Regions from separate parts of the Homo sapiens genome. Here region 1 is linked to region 2. A link is an interaction called in ENCODE POLR2A ChIA-PET data of the cell type or tissue named here. Cell type or tissue: Panc1. All regions are shown on one strand. Each heading gives the region's core, and the rest is flanking DNA. Links, peaks and the distances in the headings are about the cores only. Region 1 has its middle 28 kb from the start of PRSS23. Region 2 overlaps CCDC81 (coiled-coil domain containing 81).

Region 1 (5,385 bases), core at 136-5,135, 370 kb before region 2:
TATTGCTTAGCAATGGATTCATTTTCTATTGCTGCCATCACAAATTATCACGAATTAACAGCTAAAATAAATTATCTCACAGTTTCTGGAGGCAGAAGCCTAACATGGGTCTCTCCAGGCTAAAATTAAGGTGTTAGCAGGGCTGCATTTCTTACTGGACGCTCAGAGGAAGAACCTACTTCCAAGCTTGTTGGCCAAACCTGTTCCTTAGAGTTGTAGGACTGAGGTCCCTGCTTCCATTCTGACTGTCAGCTGGGGACCACCCTTACCTCTTAAAGGTCTATCTGCAGTCCACATCCATGGCCCACTCCATTCTTCAGAGTGGGCCACAACACTGAGTCTTTCTCATGTTTTGAATCTTTCTAACTTCTAACTCCTCCTTCTGTATCCTTCTGCCTCTATTAGGAAAATGTTCCTTGCTTTTAAGGATTCATGTGATTATATTTGGCCCAATCAGATAATCCAGGAAAATCTCCCCATTTGAAGATCCTTAACCTTAATTACATCTGAGTTTTTTTTCTTTCTCAGGTTCCAGGGATTAAGGTGTGGACCTCTTTGAGGGGCCATTCTGCTCACCAAAAGCACTTACTATGGTCCAGGCACTTTGCTAAATGCTTTCCATGCATTATCTCATTTAAATCTCTTAATGATGTTATGCAATTTAATTCTGTCAGTCACTCCATGACAGAAGAAACTTAGACTCTGAGATATTAATTAGCTTCTCCAAAGTCACATAGTTAGGAAGTATATGCATCACAATCTGAACTAAGGTCATCTGAGTCCAGAGCACATGTCCTTGTAGGGGCTAAAGAATGAAATGCACATAACTTCTAGAAGGAAAGGACATCAAACTGTAGGGCCCTGAATGCCAGATTGAGATGTGTGAATGCCAGATTTTTATGTGAAGCAATGCTCCAAGTAATTATGTGGGGAGAAAAATATCTCACTATAGGTACTCTGTGGAAGATTGAATGGTATTTGGAAAGCACGGGTTAGAGATTTTCATGGGTCACAGGATGCAGATTAAAATATTAATAAGACATTGAATTGGTCTCAAGAAATTATATTCTTGGAAGGGATCCAGAGAGGTCTGTCAAGGTGCAGTGTGGAACTATGACCACAGAATACCTAGAAATACAGTTTCCAGGCTGGATTCTGGGAGGTCTCAAGAGGATATGAAGAAGCCTGTGGTTCAATCTTCTTCCATTTAACATCTCTGCTAGTGATCTTGGAACATGAGATATTCATCCTTTTTAATGAATTTCACTGAAGATAACAGCTGAAGTTACAGTCACCAGAGAGGACAGAAGAAATGTTGACAGGAAATATTTCTCATTAAACTTGGGGGGAAAAAAGCAAGGAATTCAAAACATTGATAGTCACCAAGATAAGGAGATCTTAACGGAGCCACCATAATTAAAGAGGCCTACAATAGACAGAAAGGGCAGAAGCAAATCATACTCAAAGCCAAATGTAGCTGGCCTGAGCACTGTTTCCCAAATGTGCACATTTCCAGATGTCACAAACTTCTGCACTTTGGGGCACAGCTGGAGGGAGGCCTCTGGCAGTACACTGTGCAGGCTTCTTGGGCACTGGAGAGCTAGAAATAGTTTTGGGAGAAGCTGAGGTAGAGCTGTCCAGGAGTGGGTTAGGAGAACAGAGTTAAAGAATGAAATGCACATCATGGAGAGCAGCTGTACCTTCTCTCAACTTGCCTGCCCTCCCTCCCTACTCAGCCAAGTCATGCTGGGCCAGCCCACAGGGCAGTGTAAGAAGACCTTGTGTTTCTCCCTAAAGAATCTTGCAGGGACCACCTACATTTTCCCGATGTCATTTCATGCATCAGTTTGATGGGTAATTACTGGGTCACTTGACTTTTTCTTTCTCCGAACAATAAGTTCCGCAAGGCCACTTGAGGAAAACACAGGTCAGGAGACTGTCCTATAGAAATGGCTCTTGATCTTCCTGGAGATCCTAGATACCTAGATGTGATCACACAATATTTGCATCTAACTCCAGGGGATTCATGAAGCTCTGGGGTCACTTTGAAATCCCCAGGGCATCTCCTAACCTTTATCCTCCAGATTAAGAAACTCTGGTTATAGCAATGGCAAATGTTTGGCTCTCTTGCTACAATTTTTAGCATTTTCCTTCCCCACCCACCATGCGTCAGTACATTGGAAAACATTGTTAATTATTGATCACACATTCTCCTGCCAAGCTTTGTTGCGATTTAAAAAACTGTTCACAACTACTGGGACTCCTCCCAGTAGTCCTACCAGTTCTTCAGAATTGGTGCCCAAATTGAACCCTGGAAGTAGGAATAGGAGCTGGGAGAAAGACTCACTGAAGCCCAGGAGGATTTTACAGATAGAAGGAATGTGAATAGGTTGAACAGAATGAGGATGAAAAAAGAATTGCTGGAATAGGCAATGAGGAAATGTTTGGTGCCCTAGCAGAGGGCAATTTAAGCAGAGCTGTGGGGCTGCAGCCAGATTGCAGTAGGCTTAATTGATGAGTTTCTTTGGATGTATTCTAAAGAATACATTAGAATGTATTCTAAATATATTTCTTTGAATGTGTTCTAAATTATCAGTAATATGCATAGAGATATATGTACAAGGAGGTTTACTATGGTATTATTAAAATAGTACAAGTTGGAAACGGTCCAAAGACTCAACATTAGGGAATGTGGTTAATTTTATTTTAATGCATCCATATTATGGAATAATATTTTATTAGTGAAGACTCTTTATTTTAAGTAACAGAAACCTGAATCAAATTAGTTCAAGCAAAGGAAGAAAAAGAAGTTATTGGCTAATGCTTGTGGTGGGCTCCTGTAGTCCCAGCTACTTGGGAGGCTGAGGCAGGAGAATGGCATGAACCCGGGAGGCGGAGCTTGCAGTGAGCTGAGATCCCGCCACTGCACTTCAGCCTGGGCGACAGAGCGAGACTCCATCTCAAAAAAAAAAAAAAAAAAAGAATTTATTGGCTAATGCAATTGAAGAGTCTAGAACTTGTCTGCTTTAGGCACGCTGGAATAAATGTTCAGATGATATCCTCTGATCTCTCTCTCTCTCTCTCTCTCTCAATTCTCTCCGCTGGGATGGCTCCCTTTTTAGACAGGATTTCTCTAGATGTAAGAAAGTAGCCCCCAGTGGTTCCAGCGTTTCTAGAGCTCACAGTATTTATCAGCAATTTGCAAAGTATCAACAACTAGAGCTTCCTTGTCTCAGCATCCAGACCAGGCCCCTCCCACAAACAGTCAGATTGGCCCTGTTTGGGTCACTTGCCCATCCTTCAACCAGTTACTGTGCCCCAAGGAGTGGGGTACTGTGACTAGTCAGCCTGATCACATGTGCCTTTCTTCCTTGACAAACCTTCCAGAATCACATGCTGTGGGAAAAAGGTATCTTCCAAGAAGAAAGATTGAGTTCACACACAAAAAAATGTCCATAATAGCTACAAACTTATTTTTTTAAAAGAGAGTATATTTATCAGCATGGAGGCTTTGGGAGTGGGGAGAGAAGGAAGTCCCATCACACTCTGCTGTTCCCTGTGCCTGGAATCCCCCAACTACCACTCTGCTCCCTTCCACTTCCCTAGGCTACGGACAACTTGTGATAGGCAGAATAATGCCACCCTCCCCCAGAGATGTCTTTGTTCTAATCCCTGCTGGAACATGTGAATATGTTACCTTACATAGCAAAATGGACTTTGCAAATGAGTTTAAGAATCTTGAGATGTGAGATTATCCTGTATTATCTGGGAGGCCCCAAAGCAAAGATGTTGAGTAGACTGAATTAAAGAAAAGCAGGTTACAGCATACAATGTAGAATGTTATTTTATCTTTATTTTAAAATCAGTTTAGACAAAAATTCCCCTCTCCCTCTCCCTCTCCCTCTCCCCACGGTCTCCCTCTCCCTCTCCCTCTCTCTCTCTTTCGACGGTCTCCCTCTGATGCCGAGCCGAAGCTGGACTGTACTGCTGCCATCTCGGCTCACTGCAACCTCCCTGCCTGATTCTCCCGCCTCAGCCTGCCGAGTGCCTGCGATTGCAGGCGCGCGCCACCAAGCCTGACTGGTTTTCGTATTTTTTTGGTGGAGACGGGGTTTCGCTGCGTTGGCCGGGCTGGTCTCCAGCTCCTAACCGCGAGTGATCTGCCAGCCTCGGCCTCCCGAGGTGCCGGGATTGCAGACGGAGTCTTGTTCACTCAGTGCTCAATGTTGCCCAGGCTGGAGTGCAGTGGCGTGATCTCGGCTAGCTACAACCTCCACCTCCCAGCCGCCTGCCTTGGCCTCCCAAAGTGCCGAGATTGCAGCCTCTGCCCGGCCGCCACCCCGTCTGGGAAGTGGGGAGCGTCTCTGCCTGGCCGCCCATCGTCTGGGATGTGAGGAGCCCCTCTGCCCGGCTGCCCAGTCTGGGAGGTGAGGAGCGCCTCTTCCCGGCCGCCATCCTGTCTGGGAAGTGAGGGGCGTCTCTGCCCGGCCGCCCATCGTCTGGGATGTGAGGAGCGCCTCTGCCCGGCCGCGACCCCGTCTGGGAGGTGAGGAGCGTCTCTGCCCGGCCGCCGCCCCATCTGAGAAGTGAGGTGCCCCTCGGCCTGGCAGCCGCCCCGTCTGAGAGGTGAGGAGCCCCTCCGCCCCGCAGCCGCCCCGTCTGGGAAGTGAGGAGCCCCTCCGCCCGGCCGCCACCCCGTCTGGGAGGCGTACCCAACAGCTCATTGAAAACGGGCCATGATGACGACGGCGGTTTTGTGGAATAGAAAAGGGGGAAATGTGGGAAAAGATAGAGAAATCAGATTGTTCCTGTGTCTGTGTAGAAAGAAGTAGACATAGGAGACTCCATTTTGTTCTGTACTAAGAAAGATTCTTCTGCCTTGGGATGCTGTTGATCTATGACCTTGCCCCCAACCCAGTGCTCTCTGAAACATGTGCTGTGTCCACTCAGGGTTAAATGGATTAAGGGCGGTGCAAGATGTGCTTTGTTAAACAGATGCTTGAAGGCAGCATGCTCGTTAAGAGTCATCACCACTCCCTAATCTCAAGTACCCAGGGACACAAGCACTGCGGAAGGCCGCAGGGTCCTCTGCCTAGGAAAACCAGAGACCTTTGTTCACTTGTTTATCTGCTGACCTTCCCTCCACTATTGTCCTATGACCCTGCCAAATCCCCCTCTGCAAGAAACACCCAAGAATGATCAATAAAAAAATAAAATAAAATAAAATAAAATAAAATAAAATCAGTTTAACCTATTTTTGTACATGAATGCATGGAAAAACCTTTAGAAGATATATTTCAAGATGATAACAAAGTTATTCCTGAGGGGTTATGGCAGATTTTTTTCTTTTGCCAATATGCAGCTTCTAACTTTTCTACCATGAAC
Region 2 (5,385 bases), core at 57-5,056:
AAACAATTACTGTAAAAGTACTCAAGCTAGAAAAGAAGGTTCAGCAAATTACAAAGTACCAAATAACTAACATTAAATGAACCACAGCATAAAATGAGAAAGCGCCCCACTACAAACCTCTATTCATTTGGAAAAAGTAATAAAATGTGTCTTCTGAATAACCAATGAATTAAGTATTGTATAAGTCTACACTCCCTTACTGCAATTCCAAAATGCAAATGCTCGACTCTGACCACACTGGTCATGTTTTCTAATTTCTTATACCTTGTTCATACTCTCCATTCTTTTAATTTATGTAAAGATTTTAAACATCTTATTCTATATTCTGTATTTTATAATATTCAGGATCCACAATCCTTGAGAGCTCAATTCTTCCATCTTTTGTTTCTGATGGCTCTCATTATGTGGCAGCTTATTTCCATGTGGTCTTTGTAATTTTGGATTCTGACTTCATTTTTAGCCCAACTCCATCTGTCAGAAGTCAGGAGCCTGAGATGAAAATAAGATCCTTTAGAGCAGGGGTTGCAAAACTTTTTATGAAAACAGCCAGAGAGTGAATGTTTTAGGCTTTGAGGGCCATACAGTCCCTGACACAACTAGCAGGTACAGATAATATGCAAATGGATGGGCATAGCAGTGTTTCGGTGAAACTGTTTATAAAAATATATGGTGGACTAGATTTGGCTCTCAGTAGAGGACCTTTTCAGATTATTTAGACCACCATATTGCTATAAGCAGAACACTTTATTTTTTAATAACTTCTCTTAGGCCTCAAAATCTGGGGTGGGGCGAATGCTGATTCCCTAAAGGTTTGATTTAAATAACCTGTCAGATGCAACTGACATGAGGAAGTAATAAGAAATATGTCTCAATCTGGTTTCTTATGATCCAAGAGGATTCATTTGTATTTTTTTTAATCCTCTAACTCGGAGTGAAAATTTTACAGACTCACTAACCACTACATGCCCTTCAGCACCAGCCAAATTTGCACTTCCTATAGTAGTCCCTATTTTGAATAATGGTGCCATCTTCTCCCAGTTACCTAAGCCAAAATCTGGGGTCATCTTTGACATCTCCTTCTTAACCTCCCTTAACTAATCCCCAACAAAGCTAAAGCTTTCCATCTGATCTTTGTTTCATACCCTTATTACCTTTCCCCAAACGAGTTATACTCAACTGTTAAACAATGAAAGTCCTATCCTTCTTAGTTTAAACAAATGTTACTCAAATCCCAATAATATAAAACAGAAAAACAGCACACATCCTCCAGTGGAAGTGAGGAAATAGAGCCCAGAGTCCCACCCATATTACCTCACTCTCAGCCTTTGATATGCTCTTAAGGCCCTCTGAGGCCTTAGGGTCATTTGTTGGAAACAGATTGCCTAGACTACTGCCTTGATCTGCTAAATTGTGCTACACTTTTCCATTTTATTACACCTCTTCCTCTGCTGCTAATCTTATCCCTCTAAATCATTCTTTACTCTTCTAAAAGAATATTTTTTTCAAAATGAAAATGTAATCATGGACTGACATTCCCAAACATGGTGTTTGGGGACTTGGACAGGTTGGTAAATCAGAAAAGATATATTTTAAACTTCTGTGCACTAAATGGTGCAGAAACAAAATTAAAAAGAAAAAAAAGAATTGGGAAAATGTTTAAAACATACACATCAGAAAACTATTCATACTTATGATATATGAAGTTCTCTTTATAAAAATACAACTTTTTTTTAAGAAAAAGTAAAGCTCCCAGTTAAAAAAGGACACAGGATTCAAGCAGGAAAACTGTAAAAGAACTACAAATGGCCAAGAAACAAGATAAAAATAAATGCAGGCCAGGTGTGGTGGCTCATGCCTGTAATCCCAGCACTTTGAGAGACCGAAGTGGGAGGATTGCTTGAGGCCAGGAGTTCTAGACCAGCCTACACAACATACTAAGACCCCATCTCTACAAAAAAAAAAAAAAAAAAAAATCAAAAAATTAGCTGGTGTGTGGTGGTGCACACCTATAGTCCCAGCTACTCGGGGTCTGAGGCAGGAAAATCACTTGAGCCCAGCAGGTTGAGGCTGCAGTGAGCCATGATCATGCCACTGTTCTTTAGCCTTGGTGACAGAGTGAGATGCTATCTCAAAAACAAAACAAAACAAAAAAACCCACTAGAAATCAAACAAACATAGGTTAAAAACAATAATGAAATACCATCATTTCACTTTGCTATGGTATTAGCAAAGCTGTAGAAAATATAGCACTCTCTCATATTACTGTTGCTGAGAGGATAATTTGCTACAACCATGAAGAAGATAATTGGAAATGTGTATCAAAGGCATGAAAATGGACTCACCTCTTATCTCTGAAATTTAACTTTAAAGTTTTTATCCTATGGAATATCCAGTTGTATGCAAGGAATTATGTTTAATTATATTTTCACAACATTATTTATAGTACTTAAAAACTGGAAGCCATCTAAATATCCAATAGGAGATTGGTTAAACAAAAGGTTTAACCTTTCATTAAGATGATGTGCAATTATTTGTTAAGGTTTTAGAATATTTAATGTCATGGGGAAATCACCACTTATTAAATGTAACAAAAATCCATATAATATCTCAATTTTATTTAAAAACTGTGTATATTCCAAGTGTAAGTATCTGTATATATTGTATATGCATTGAAATAAACGACATACATCATAAGGTTAATATAAAGTTTCCTCTATGTAGAGGGATTATGGGTGATTTTTTATAACTCTTGCTTTTTTGGTTTTCTCAAAATTTCTATGATAAACGTGTTGTTTTAGTAATCAGCACAAAAAAACATTTTTTGGTTAACTTCTTTTTTTTTTTTTTTTTTTGAGACAGAGTCTTGCTCTGTCACCCAGGCTAGAGAGCAGTGGCACTATCTTGGCTCACTGCAACCTCCACCTCCCGGGTTCACGCCATTCTCCTGCCTCAGCCTCCCATGTAGCTGGGATTACAGGCGCTCACCACCACACCCGGGTAATTTTTTTTATTTTAGTAGAGACAGAGTTTCACCGTGTTAGCCAGGATAGTCTTGATTTCCTGACCTCGTGATCCGCCTGCCTCGGCCTCCCAAAGTGCTGGGATTACAGGCGTGAGCCACTGCGCCTGGCCTATTTTTTGGTTAACTTCTACAGGAAACAAACATTTTTGAGTCAACTTCTATAGGAAACCTTTACCAACCACTTCCAACAATTACTCTGTCCTTTTGCAGCCTCTGTACTTTTGTTGTCTTCGTCGCATGCATTTTTTTTTTAATTTCAGTCTTCCTGCAACACTGTAAGTTTTATAAAAGCAGGTTTATACATCTGTAACTCTGAATCTTCAGTGCCTAGAATATTACCTGGCACATGGTGGTGCTCAATATTTGTTGTATTGAATTAAATTCCCAAGTACTATACATCTAATTCTCAATTATCTTTCATAACAGTGATATTATCCAAAACAAGCATTCCTAGAGTTTTTAACATGACTTTAGTAATCCACAAAGTACATAAATTGCACATATGATAGCTGATAAATTTTGACACATTAATAAATTAAAGGTTGGCAGCACAATGCAAAGTACATAGTTAGGTGCTCAGTAAACAATGAATGAGCATGGTTGAGTATGGTTGACTGATTTGAGGTCTTAAAAAGTATCCTACTCAGAGAGAAGGATAAAATATTTTAGAAATCTTTTGACATACCATCACAAGAAGAAAACGACCATGATAAATTGTAATACACTCATTCATTCAAGTAATGTTTATTGAGAACTAATGGAGTGCTGGCTATGTTTGGCAAAACTACTTTCCAATTTGATGTAAATATAACATTGTGTCACATCATAATATCCAAGCACTCGGAAAACATGAAAGTTTTGTAGATTTGGGAAGCCCAAATCTACAGAAAAAGTTGGATGATCCCAACTCTGTGCTATTTTGTTTCCGCCTGTGTCATAACATCTATTCCACTGAATCGTAATTTATCCCTCTGCATATGTCTGGCTTTCCCACTAGATGGTGAACCTTGGTCACCTTTATTATTCCCATCATGTTGCATATAGAAAGCTCTAAAGAACACTGGATAAATGAATTAATGAACAATTACAGTTCCCCGCATCAAGCAACGACTCAAAAATATATTTAGTAAAGTACAACAGAAAAAAAAAAGTCAATGCATTACCTTTCAGGGGTCATAATCTTCCCACCACTCTCACTTCGTTCAAACTTTTCCAGCAAGCTGACATTTGTCACTTTGGCAGGGAACAAAGCTTGTCTATCTCGAAGTCTTTTGGGTGATGAGATATCTGTAGAATAAAGAATGAATGAAAACGAGTCTCCTTTCAACTCTCAAACCACTAACTGTGTAGTTTTTACCAAGGGAAATTTTCATATAAGATACACTCTCTTATCTTTAAATAATCACCCCTTGTTCTATTGTGGTATAAAAAAATGTTTTTGCTGTATATTCGCAAAGAAAGCACTGTGCTAAGCATTTAGAGGACAAAAAGAGGCAATAACATAAATGCAGGAAGTGGGCTGGATATAACATGACCAGGAGACGTGTTAGTTTAGTTAACATTTCTCATGAAAAATGAACAGTGGTAGTTTTACAACTTTGATATCTGTAGATTTAGACATTTTGCCTGTAAAGATCTTTCGATAGATATAGTTGAAGAGAAAAATAAGATACAAACAAAAAAGTGAGAGCTCCCATTTGGAGGTCATCTTATGTGCTAACAGTGCTAAGTGCTTTATAATATACATTTAATAAATAACAACTTAGGACAGTGATGCAAAATGTATAAGTCACAAATAAATGTTGCAGTCTTTTTCTTTTTTTTTTTTTTTTTTGAGATGGAGTCTGACTCTGTCGCCCAGGCTGGAGTGCAGTAACCCAATCTCAGCTCATTGCAACTTCTGCCTCCCAGGTTCTAGCAATTCTCCCACCTCAGCCTCCCAAGTAGCTGGAATAACAGGTGCACACCACTACTCCCAGCTAACTTTTTTTTTTTTGTAGTAGTAGTAGAGATGGGGTTTCGCCATGTCGGCCAGGCTGGCTTCGAACTCCTGACCTCAGGTGATCCACCCACCTCAGCCTCCCAAAGTGCTGGGATTACAGGCGTGAGCCACCATGCCCAGCCAAATGTTGTAGTCTTTAAGGATCTGATATGTTCAGAGGAGAGAAGCCACTTCAGAATTCAGTGATAAGTTTTCATGGAGAAAGTGAGATGTGAAAAGGGTACTAAAAGGTGAGTAGGATGGAGATAGATTGAAAGAAAAGGAAGGACAATTCAGGCTGCAGGAAAAAAAAAATGAACAAAAGGATGAAGTTGGGGAAGGGCAGGCATGTTAGAAGAGCATGAATAGGCCAAGCATAGTG

What was found. ChIA-PET counts read pairs that join two places held together with the same protein. Peaks named below come from ENCODE experiments on the same cell type or tissue, not always from the same donor. Only the 100,000 strongest peaks of a DNase experiment are listed, where the experiment ranks them.
Region 1: POLR2A ChIA-PET joins it to region 2 with 8 read pairs; 2 of 35 experiments call an interaction of 5 or more read pairs at or near these places.

What each region holds. Positions count from the first base shown.
Region 1 is chr11:86,770,018-86,775,402 of GRCh38, reverse strand. No RefSeq gene overlaps it. Among named protein-coding and RNA genes, the nearest start is that of PRSS23, 28 kb to the left of the region's middle. In Panc1, for the core only: no CTCF peak of the experiment used is centred there; no DNase peak of the experiment used is centred there; H3K27ac peaks cover 862 bases.
Region 2 is chr11:86,399,602-86,404,986 of GRCh38, reverse strand. It overlaps CCDC81 (coiled-coil domain containing 81), which reads right to left. Exons shown (of 15, transcript NM_001156474.2): 7 at 4,186-4,309. Among named protein-coding and RNA genes, the nearest start is that of CCDC81, 27 kb to the right of the region's middle. In Panc1, for the core only: no CTCF peak of the experiment used is centred there; no DNase peak of the experiment used is centred there.